2 separate regions of the Homo sapiens genome follow, and region 1 is linked to region 2. Evidence: read pairs that join two places in POLR2A ChIA-PET (ENCODE). Cell type or tissue: B cell. All regions are shown on one strand. Each heading gives the region's core, and the rest is flanking DNA. Links, peaks and the distances in the headings are about the cores only.

The links. Peaks named below come from ENCODE experiments on the same cell type or tissue, not always from the same donor. Only the 100,000 strongest peaks of a DNase experiment are listed, where the experiment ranks them.
Region 1: POLR2A ChIA-PET joins it to region 2 with 5 read pairs; 4 of 35 experiments call an interaction of 5 or more read pairs at or near these places.

Annotation. Positions count from the first base shown.
Region 1 is chr2:136,392,819-136,398,196 of GRCh38, reverse strand. No RefSeq gene overlaps it. Among named protein-coding and RNA genes, the nearest start is that of CXCR4, 280 kb to the right of the region's middle. In B cell, for the core only: no CTCF peak of the experiment used is centred there; a DNase peak (open chromatin) is centred at 3,356; H3K27ac peaks cover 793 bases.
Region 2 is chr2:136,200,507-136,205,884 of GRCh38, reverse strand. It overlaps the pseudogene HNRNPKP2. Among named protein-coding and RNA genes, the nearest start is that of CXCR4, 85 kb to the right of the region's middle. In B cell, for the core only: no CTCF peak of the experiment used is centred there; no DNase peak of the experiment used is centred there.

The DNA.
Region 1 (5,378 bases), core at 254-5,253, 190 kb before region 2:
CTGTGGCTGGTTTTGGTAACATTTTCAGTTGTGGAAATCTAAAGAGCTTTAACAGCACAACGTATCTGTAAATGCTGATAATCTTGGAAGGAAGGGGATCTGGTTCAGAAGCAGGACACATGAGTAAGGTCAGAGCCAGGGCTCACACCAGCGGTGGGGCCAATGGGATGGGAGCCAGGCAAACACACCTGGGGGCACCTGACATGCTAGAGGTGTGCCAGGCCCTTCTTATCACAGACACCGGGGCAGGCTGAGCAAAGGCGGGGAGATCTGTCGGCTTGTTTGCAAGCCCTTGAAACCACTGGGTCTGGGCTTCAAGACAATTAGGGAATCTGGGCAGAAAGGCAGGAGTAAGGTTCCAAGCAAGAGTGTGGACAGGTGCTGAATGTGTGGCACAAGGTTAGGATTTGGGCACAGAGAATACAACAGGAGCCTGGGGCTTCTGCACCCTAGGAATGCAGCCCGAATCAGTGTGGCACTGACAGTAATTTTTTTTCCTTACCTTCATCCTCTCTGAAATCCCAGAGTCTACGGGAAGACTGAACCTCCTGTGGTATGAATTAAATACATTCATCTATGACGAGTGGAGCAAGTTGGGTGGGTGAGAAGATCAACCAACACTAGTCACAGGAGTCCCCTAAAGCTAGGCTGAGAGCTCCTTGAGGATAAAAGCCACATCTTGTTCAGGGCAGTCACTAGCCCCACAAGGAAAGGCAGGAGGAGCAGGACATGTGCCCATTCTGCAGACACGGCTTTCAGCCCAGGAAGAGAAAGGATCACAAGCACAGCATGGGTAGCAGGAGACACCGGACTTCAAAGGACCCAAGGCAGGGGCCGTTGGTTCTTCCGCCCTCCGGGCCCTCTATAAGTACAGGAGCATAAAGCTCACAGGTGAGTCTGATGCCACAGAGCATCTTGTTATCACTTAAAGCAAAACACTGGTCAGGGCCAATGGTTCTCAAACTTAAGTGTAAACCAGAATCACCTGAAGGACTTACTAAAACAGATTGCTCAGCTCTACCCCCTAGCATTTCTGATTCCAGCAAGCGTGAGGAGGGTCCTAAGAACCTGCATTTCTAACAGATTTCCAGGTGTAGCCAATGCTGCTAATCTGGAAACCACATTTGAGAGCCATACCCTAGGCACGTGTTTCTCAACCCTGACTGTACGTTAGAGTCACTGGGGATTCTGATTTAATTAACTGAGGAGGGGCCCAGACATGGATATATTTTTAACATCCCCCAGGTGAGTCTAATATAGAGCTAGGCTTTTAAAAATAACTTGTTTAGGGCCAGGTGTGGCAGCTCATGCCTGTAATCTCAGCACTTTGAGAGGCTGAGGCGGGTGAATCATTTGAGATCAGAAGTTTGAGACCAGTCTGGCCAACATGGCAAAACCCCATCTCTACTAAAAATACAAAAATTAGCCAGGCATGATGGCACATGCCTGTAATCCCAGCTATTTGGGATGCTGAGGCAGGAGAATCACTTGAAACCAGGAGGCAGATGTTCCATTAAGCCAAGATCATGCCACTACGCCCTAGCCTGGGCAACAAGAATGAGACACTGTCTCAACAAAATAAATAAAATAAAATAAAAAATAACTTATCTAGGTGCCAAACCAATTAGATGGGTAAAGAATAGCCTTCAACAAGTATTGCTGGGACAACTGGATATCCACATGTGAAAGAATGAAGTTAGACCCCTTCCTCACATCATATACAAAATTAGCTCAAAATGGATCATAGACCTAAATGTAAAAACTACACATATAAGTTACACCAAACGTAAAAACTATACCATATAGCTATTATTTAAAAAATGAAGTACTGATACATGCTACAACATGAATGAACTTTGAAAATAGTATATAAGTGAAAGAAGTCAGTCACAAAAGGCCACATTGTATGATTCTGTTTATATGAAATATCCAGAATAGGCAAATCTATAAAGACAGAAAGTAGACCAGTGACTGCCCAGGGCTGGTTGGAGGAGAGCGACGGGGAGTGATTGCTAGTGGGTAGGGGTTTTTTGGCGGCGGGGGGGTTGGGGGGGTGATAAAAATGTTCTAAGCTTAGATTGCGGTGATGGTTGCACAACTCTGTGAAGATACTAAATACAATTGAACTCTACACTTTAAACAGGTGAATTGTGTGGTATTTGAATTTATCTCAATAAAATCATTTTTAAATGTTCTAGGTCTTTTGGAAAAATACTATTAGTGATGTTTTATAGGACAAAGACCCTGCCATATTTTTTTATTTCATTCACCCCCAATACCCTGAGAAATGTGAGACAGGGAATTGTGCTTAGACTGTACATAACGGAGGAATACAGTCATTATTCATATGGACTAGCTGCCTGCAGACTGACCCAGAATTACAGAGCCATTTGACTGACAAGGAAACTGAAACATGGAAAAATTGAGACTTCCCCTATCACAGGACCAACCAATGGCAGAAGCAGCCTGGTATGGAGTGCTTCCTCCTCTTCCTGTTCCTCCACTTTAGCCATGATCTCTTCTTCCCAGAAATGACAAGGTTTATCTGCCACATAGAAGCTAAGGAAGAACAATTGCATATTGATCTTCAAAAATACGCTGTCAAAATAGACAGATGACATACACATTGAAACACCCTACCTTCCTGTATGCGTTGTTTCCAGGAATGGATGCTCTATGAAGGCTTGAGCCATTGCCCACCCAGGGTCACACCCAGGCTAACATCTAGGCTGAGCTAGTGTGCAATGACTCTGGATTATAATAATCATATATTTCACCTCCCCAACCCAAACCCAAAAGACACCCACTCTAGAAACACATCTGAGAAACCCTGGAGCAATGCTTCTCAACCTGTAACAGAAATCTTGTTAAAATCGATGTTCTGGTACAGTAGGTGTGGAGTGGGGCCTGAGATTCTGCATTTCTAACACATGCAGGTGACATCCATCCTGCTGGTCTGGGAACCACATTTTGAGTAGCAAGGCCCTCTGACTGATGAAGGTGGTTTGCAAATCACACTTGAGAAACACCATTCTAAAGTCTCACTGGCATAGAATTTTCTATTGTAGTCAATCCATACCCAGGGTTTTTGTCATGGCTTATTAACATTCCATGGAAAATGTTAGTTGATACAATATTTCACTCATTAAGATTGTACTCCCTTCAAGCCGCTCCCCTTAAGCACAGCTAGTCACAAAGCAGAATCAGCATCAGCTGGGAGCTTGCTGGAAAGGCACATTCTCAGGCTATGCCCAGACCTATTGCATCAGAAACAATTAGTTTACGTTTGAACAAGCCCTACAGGTGATTCTGGTGCTCAATAACATTTGAAAACCACTATCTTAGGGTAACAGACAGTGTCTGAATGTGGCCTCCCAGACTCTCTACCCTCAACCCCCCTGTACTTTCTGTTCCTCCAGTGTGCTTTGAGGACTTCCTAACTGCTGTTCTTTTTACCTGGTAAGGCAAAGCAGAATTTTTTTTTTTTTTTTCAGTAAGAAAAGCTGCTTTTCTGAGCAGGCACAGCACATTATCTTAGTTCCATAACTTGAGGAGGCCCACAGTGCCTGGGCCCTTTGAGGCACTGGCTTCTACTTCCTCCCCATGTGAGCCCTGGGGACCCAACACTGTCCCAGGCAGAAGAGGAGTGTCAAGGCCTCTCAGGGAGGATGGAGAGCTAAGCTCTGCTTGCTTCCTCACCTTCAAGAGCCAATGCTTTTAGAAGTTCTCCTACAATCTGCTTTGGGGTAAAGTCAGTTAGCGGGAGAGAGAGCCCAGGCAAAGTTAAACTCATGCAGTGTGGAGGAGAAGGTTGACCTGGTGACCTAGACCCCAAGCCCATCACCGTGGCACACCGTGCTTGGGGACTGAGGGCCGAGCACACATGTGTCTTGCATTGGTACTTTGGGGCAGCGAGTCTCCATTGTTATGTCCTTGGCACCCAGCACAGTGCTGGTACAAAAAGGAATACAGTCATTATCCTTGTGGACTAGCTGCCTGCAGACTGACCCAGAATTACAGAGCCAGCATCTTCATTTGACTGACAAGGAAACTGAAACACGGAAAAATTGAGTGACTTCCCCTGTCACAGGGCCAACCAATAGCAGAAGCAGCCTAGAACCCGGACCTTCACACTCCAGGGCCTTCATCCCCACACTCCACACCCAGACAAACTCCTCAAGGCTAGCCTTCAGTGCTTTTCTGTCAGAGTCAAGATACACCTGGGATAATGGTGCAGGGTCTGAACTTTTTAAAATTAATATTAAATTTTGGCGTGGAGAAAGGGGGTCACTGAAACAAGTTAGTTATTTCAACCCAAATTTATTTTTAATCACCCTGGGTCTTTATAAACTCCCACTCCCAGTACTAAAAATGTTGCTAATAGAATTGCGCTGGCATTGGACTAGAGATGGAAGACTAGTCCATAGTCCAATTTCCTGAACTAGAGTCAAGTGTGAAGAGCTAGTCAAAATGAAACATGGGATCAGGGCTTATTTCCCTCAGCAGTTCCTCATTAGTGAGAAGGGGTGTGGCTGACAATCTTCATGGCTGGGCATTGTTTTGGAGGTTTTACACTGGAGAAAAATGTTATTTGACACAAGGTCAAACATGCATAGGAAGAAAAAAAAAAACTTTTCCTAATAAAAAAAACCTTGAATAAGTATAAATATTGATTGACTCCAGACAAGTGCCTGGAAATAAAATGATTTTCTAAAATTACCAGAATGCATTATTTATTGCACATGTCACTGAGGTAGGAGAATAGTATATTAGGAAATCCAGAGAGTTATCGAATTTTTAAAAAGGGACAGGTTGAGACTCAGTTGAGTATTGCTGACAAAGGCTTCCGAATTCCTCTCTGAAGGTTATGAGGACAGCCTCTCTATGGAGAGACACCACACCCAGTTGTAATGACAACATGCAGAAGGACTCAGAGGTCACTGACAGTCAGGAAATCTACTCCAAAACAGAAAGAGCACGCCTTCCAAAAAAAATAATAATAATGTCATTAGCAATTATTGTAAACCAAAAATAAAATTCTAAGCAAGCCCCCTGCCCCAACCCCACAGTCATCTGAATAGACTCCTTCCTCTTGGCCTGGGCACTCAAGTTAACCTGAAAGACTGGTTCACTGGTTCAGGCCATGATGGGAAGGGAGAGTCAGACATGCCTCATTATGCCCTCCTCCCTTTTGGAATTCAGGAAAAGCCGACCAGCATTAAACATCAACACAGACCTTAAGTCTTATAAGAAACATTTATAATCTTTTCTCTCTGAAGCCTGCTACCTGGAGGCTTCATTTGCATGATACAACTTTGGTCTCCACAATCCCTTATAATCCAGACATTCCTTTCTACTGATAAGAACTTTTTCAATTA
Region 2 (5,378 bases), core at 177-5,176:
ATCTGGATCAAAAATCCTTTGCTGATTCTGCCTCTCCATCCAGTCAAGCACTGTGCCAGGCAGACACTCTGGAGGAAACACAGATGTATGACACAGCCCCAAACCCAAGTGTCAGCACTCTGACAGGAGTGCCTAATATTACACAGAAGTTCCGGAATACAGTTGAGAAAACCTCTCAGCAATTGAGAGAGAAAGAGAAAATTAGATGATCAAAGCAAGAGATCCAATATCCAACAAACAGGAATTCTAGCAAAAAAGAGAGAGAATGAAAGAGAGGAAACCATTAAAGAAATTGAATAAAGTTCCTCAGACCTGAAGGACATGAGCTTCCTGAATGAAAAGGATCTGCTAAGGATATAGAACTGTAAGTGGCAGGGAATCCGTCATCATGAAATTGTATATAATCAGGGATGAAGAGAAGATTCTAAAGGCTTCCAGAGAAGGAAAATAAGATAAAAAGGATGAGGCCAGGATGGCACCAGAGTTCTCACCAGCAACACTGGAAACTCGAAGAAAATGGAGCAACACTCCCAAAGTTCTGAGTGAAAACTATTCCCCAGCTAGATTTTAATATCAAGACAAAGTCAATTGAGTGTGAAAGTTTAAAAAGTCATTTTCCAAAAAAAAAGTGAAGTTTTCAAAACATTTACTTCCCATGTACCCTTTTTCAGGAAGTAGTAGATGTGTTCCATCAAAATAAGGGAGTAACCCAGTGGTGTGCTGTAGCTGGCTCAGGCCAGCACCCAAGATTATCTCTTTTCAACTCTGAGTTTAGTGACATCACATTGGTCACTTAAAACCAGCCATGATGGGACTATTGATACCACAGAAATCAGCAAACACTACGAACTAGGGCTTCCCATCCCCCTCAACCCTCCCTGACCCCCAGGTGGTTGTTACATGTACCAGCACACCACTGGGATAAACCAAGAAAGAGAAAGATAAAGGATCTGCTATGGTCTGAATGTTTGTGTTTCTCCAAAATTCGTATGCTGAAACCCAGTCCCCCAGTGTGTTGTTATTAAGAGGTGGAGCCCTCATAAATGGGATTAGTGTCCTTATAAAAGAGGCCTGAGGAAGGTTTTTTGCCTCTTTTGCCCTTCTGCCATGTGAGAACACATAGAAGGTGCCATCCATGAGGAATGGGCCCCCATTAGACACCAAATCTGTTTGTGCCTTGATCTTGAACTTCCCAGCCCGCAGAACTGTGAGCAATAAATTCCTATTGCTTATAAATTACCCAGTCGAAAGTACTTTGTTACAGCAGCCTGAACTAACACAAGACCTTTAGGAGAAAAAGCCCAGTGAATTCCAAACATAATGATGAAGAGAAATCTCAATATACCTGAGAAGAAATCAGATAGAAATAAGGTTCCAGGGCCAGGCATGGTGGCTCATGCCTATAATTCCAGCACTTTGGGAGACCGAGGTGCGTGGGTTACTTGAGGCCAGGAGTTACAGACCAGCCTGGCCAACATGGCCAAACCCCGTCTCTACTAAAAATACAAAAAAAAAATAGCTGGGCATGGTGGCACGCGCCTGTAATCCCAGCTACTCGGGAGGCTGAGGCAAGAGAATCGCTTGAACCCAGGAAGCAGAGGTTGCAGTGAGCTGAGATTGCGCCATTGCACTCCAGCCTGGGTAACAGAGCAAGACTCTGTCTCAAAAAATTAAAAAATTAAAAATAAAAGAAATAAGGTTCCAGAAAAAAATGTCTTTCAAAAAGAAGCTAAGACTGATAAATTATCTGAGAGTTTCAACAATGTTGAGAGATCTTTTAAAACTCTGGTAAAGACTTTAGGGACATATTAGTCACAGATATCAATACCAAGAAAAAAAAGGGTAATTATTAACTACAGGGGAAATACAACATTCACAAAACAGAAGGAATTGTAACTGTAGTACATTATTTGGCTCTGCTATAAATAATGTTGATATAATCACAGTGAAAGGAATATTAATATTGATGTGACTAACACTACAATATAACTATCAAAATAATGCAATGAGGGAAACTGGGAGACATTAAAAGTAGTAGAATACTTTCTAAATCTAGGAAAACAATAAATAAAATATAATATAAAAAATTTGTAGCATAAGCATGTTATATAGAATTAAGAAAAGGCTGGGCATGGTGGTTCATGCCTGTAATCCTAGCACTTTGGGAGGCTGAGACAGCAGATCACTTGAGCTCAGGAGTTCAAGTCCAGCCTGGACAACATGGCGAAACACTGTCTCTACAAAAAATTCAAAAAAAGTATATATATATATCCAGGCATGGCGGCCTATGCCTGCAGTCCCAGCTACTTGGGGGGCTGAGGCAGGAGGATCACCTGAGTCTAGGAGGTCAATGCTGCAGTGAGCTGAGATCACACCACTGCGCTCCAGCCTGGGTGACAAAGCATGACACTGTCTCAAAAAAAAAAAAAAAAAAAAAGATCAGAGCAGAATGAATGAAATAAAGAAAATGATATAAAATATCAATGAAACAAAGAGTTTGTTTTTTGAAAGTTAAAACTGACAAATATCAGGCTCTGTTGAAGGGCCAGTGCTGCAACTGTGCACTTGTGCAACTCTTAACCCAGCCACATTTCTTCCAGACAGTGAAGAAAAGATAAAACATAACTGCCAATAAGTAATTGCTAAAACCTATGCCACTCAAGGGGATCTTTTAGAGGTTCCTTTGACTGATCCTGACCTCACCTGTGTAAAATTTAGCAATACTATAGACACAACCAACTCCCAATCCATCAGGTGGGTAACTCCTCCCACACGAATAGTCTGCCTACCCTTAGGAATATTTTTTGTCTGTGGTACCTCAGCTTATCGTTGTTTGAATGGCTCTTCAGAATCTGTGTGTTTCCTCTCATTCTTACTGTCCCCTATGACCATCTACACTGAACAAGATTTATACAATCATGTCATACCTAAGCCCCGCAACAAAAGAGTACCCATTCTTCCTTTTGTTATCGGAGCAGGAGTACTAGGTGGACTAATTGGCAGTATCACAACCTCTACTCAGTTCTACTACAAACTATCTCAAGAACTAAATGGTGACATGGAACGGGTCACCGAATCCCTGGTCACCTTGCAAGATCAACTTAACTCCCTAGCAGCAGTAGTCCTTCAAAATCGAAGAGCTTTAGACTTGCTAACCGCCAAAAGAGGGGGAACCTGTTTATTTTTAGGGGAAGAATGCTGTTATTATGTTAATCAATCTGGAATCATCACCGAGAAAGTTAAAGAAATTCGAGATAGAATACAACGTAGAGCAGAGGAGCTTCAAAACACGGGACCCTGGGGCCTCCTCAGCCAATGGATGCCCTGGATTCTCCCCTTCTTAGGACCTCTAGCAGCTATAATATTGCTACTCCTCTTTGGACCCTGTATCTTTAACCTCCTTGTTAAGTTTGTCTCTTCCAGAATCGAAGCTGTAAAACTACAAATGATTCTTCAAATGGAGCCCCAGATGCAGTCCATGACTAAGATCTACTGCAGACCCCTGGACCAGCCTGCTAGCCCATGCTTTGATGTTAAAGACATCGAAGGCACCCCTCCCGAGGAAATCTCAACTGCACAGCCCCTACTATGCCCCAATTTAGCAGGAAGCAGTTAGAGTGGTCATCGGCCAACCTCCCCAATAGCACTTAGGTTTTCCTGTTGAGAGGGGGTACTAAGAGGCAGGACTAGCTGGATTTCCTAGGCTGACTAAGAATCCCTAAGCCTAGCTGGGAAGGTGACCACATCCACCTTTAAACATGGGGCTTGCAATTTAGCTCACACCCAACCAATCAGAGAGCTCACTAAAATGCTAATTAGGCAAAAGGAGGAAGTAAAGAAATAGCCAATCATCTATTGCCTGAGAGCACAGCGGGAGGGACAATGATTGGGATATAAACCCAGGCATTCGAGCCGGCAATGGCTACCCTCTTTGAGTCCCCTCCCTTTGTATGGGAGCTGTTTTCACTCTATTTCACTCTATTAAATCTTGCAACTGCGAAAAAAAAAACAAAAAACCGCTGACAAACCTTTAGCCAGGCTAATGAAGAAAAAAAGAGAGAAGATCCAAATAAAATCAGAAATAAAAAAGGAGATATACAACTGATACTGCAGAAATTTAAAGGATCAACTATATCCCAATAAATCAGAAAATCTAGAAGAAATGGACAAATTCCTAAAACGTACAACCCACCAAGATTGAACCAGAAAGAAATCCAAAACTTGAACAGATGAATAACAAGTAATGAGATTGAAGCTGTACTAAAAAGTCACCCAGTAAAGAGAAGCCTTGGACCAGATGGCTTCACTGCTGAATTCTACCAAATATTTAAAGAAGAACTTATACCAATCCTACTCAAACTATTCTGAAAAATAGAGGAAGAGGGACTACCTTCAAACTCATTCTATGAGGCCAGTAATACCCTAATACCAAAACCAGACAAAGATACATTAAAAAAAAAAACAAAACAAAAAAAACTACAGGCCAATATCTCTGATGAATATTGGTGCAAATATTCTCAACAAAATACTAGCAAACTGAATTCAACAACATATTAAAAAGTTCATTCATTATTACCAAATGGGATTCATCCCTGGGATGCAAAAATGGTTCAACATCCACAAATCAATCAACATGATACATCATATCATCAGAATGAAGGACAAAAACCATATAGTCATTTCAATTGATGCTTAAAAAGCATTTAATAAAGCTCAACTCTCTTCATAATAAAAACCCTCTAAAAACTGGGTATAGAAGGAGCATGCCTCATCATAATAAAAGCCATATATGACAGACCACCAGCTAGTATCATACTGAATAGGGAAAAACTGAAAGCCTTTCCTCTAAGCTCTGGAAGATAACAGAGATGCCCACTTTCACCACTATTATTCGACATAATACTGAAAGTCCTAGCTAGAGAAATCAGATAAGAGAAAGCAAGAAAAGGCATCCAAATTGGAAAGGAAGGAGTCAAATTATCTTTGTTTCCAAATGATTTGAGCTTATGTTTGGAAAAACCTAAAGAATCCACCAAAAAACTATTAGAACTGATAAATTCAGTAAAGTTGCAGGATACAATATCAGCATATGAAAATCAGTAACATTTCTATATACCAATAGTGAACAATTTGAAAAAGAAATTAAAAAGTAATCAAACAACTCTATAGGAAATAATCTAATAATCTGATTTAAAAGTGGAGGAAAAATTTAATTAGAAATTTCTCAAGAAAAGACACACAAGCACGGCGTCAGAGGGATGGTGGCCTCAAGCAGCTACTGCAGCACTGGGGTGTCAGTTGTTGATCCGACCAAGAACACTTCAGTTCTGCTCTGCAAGGATATATAACAACTGATTGGTGTGTCCATTTAATACAAG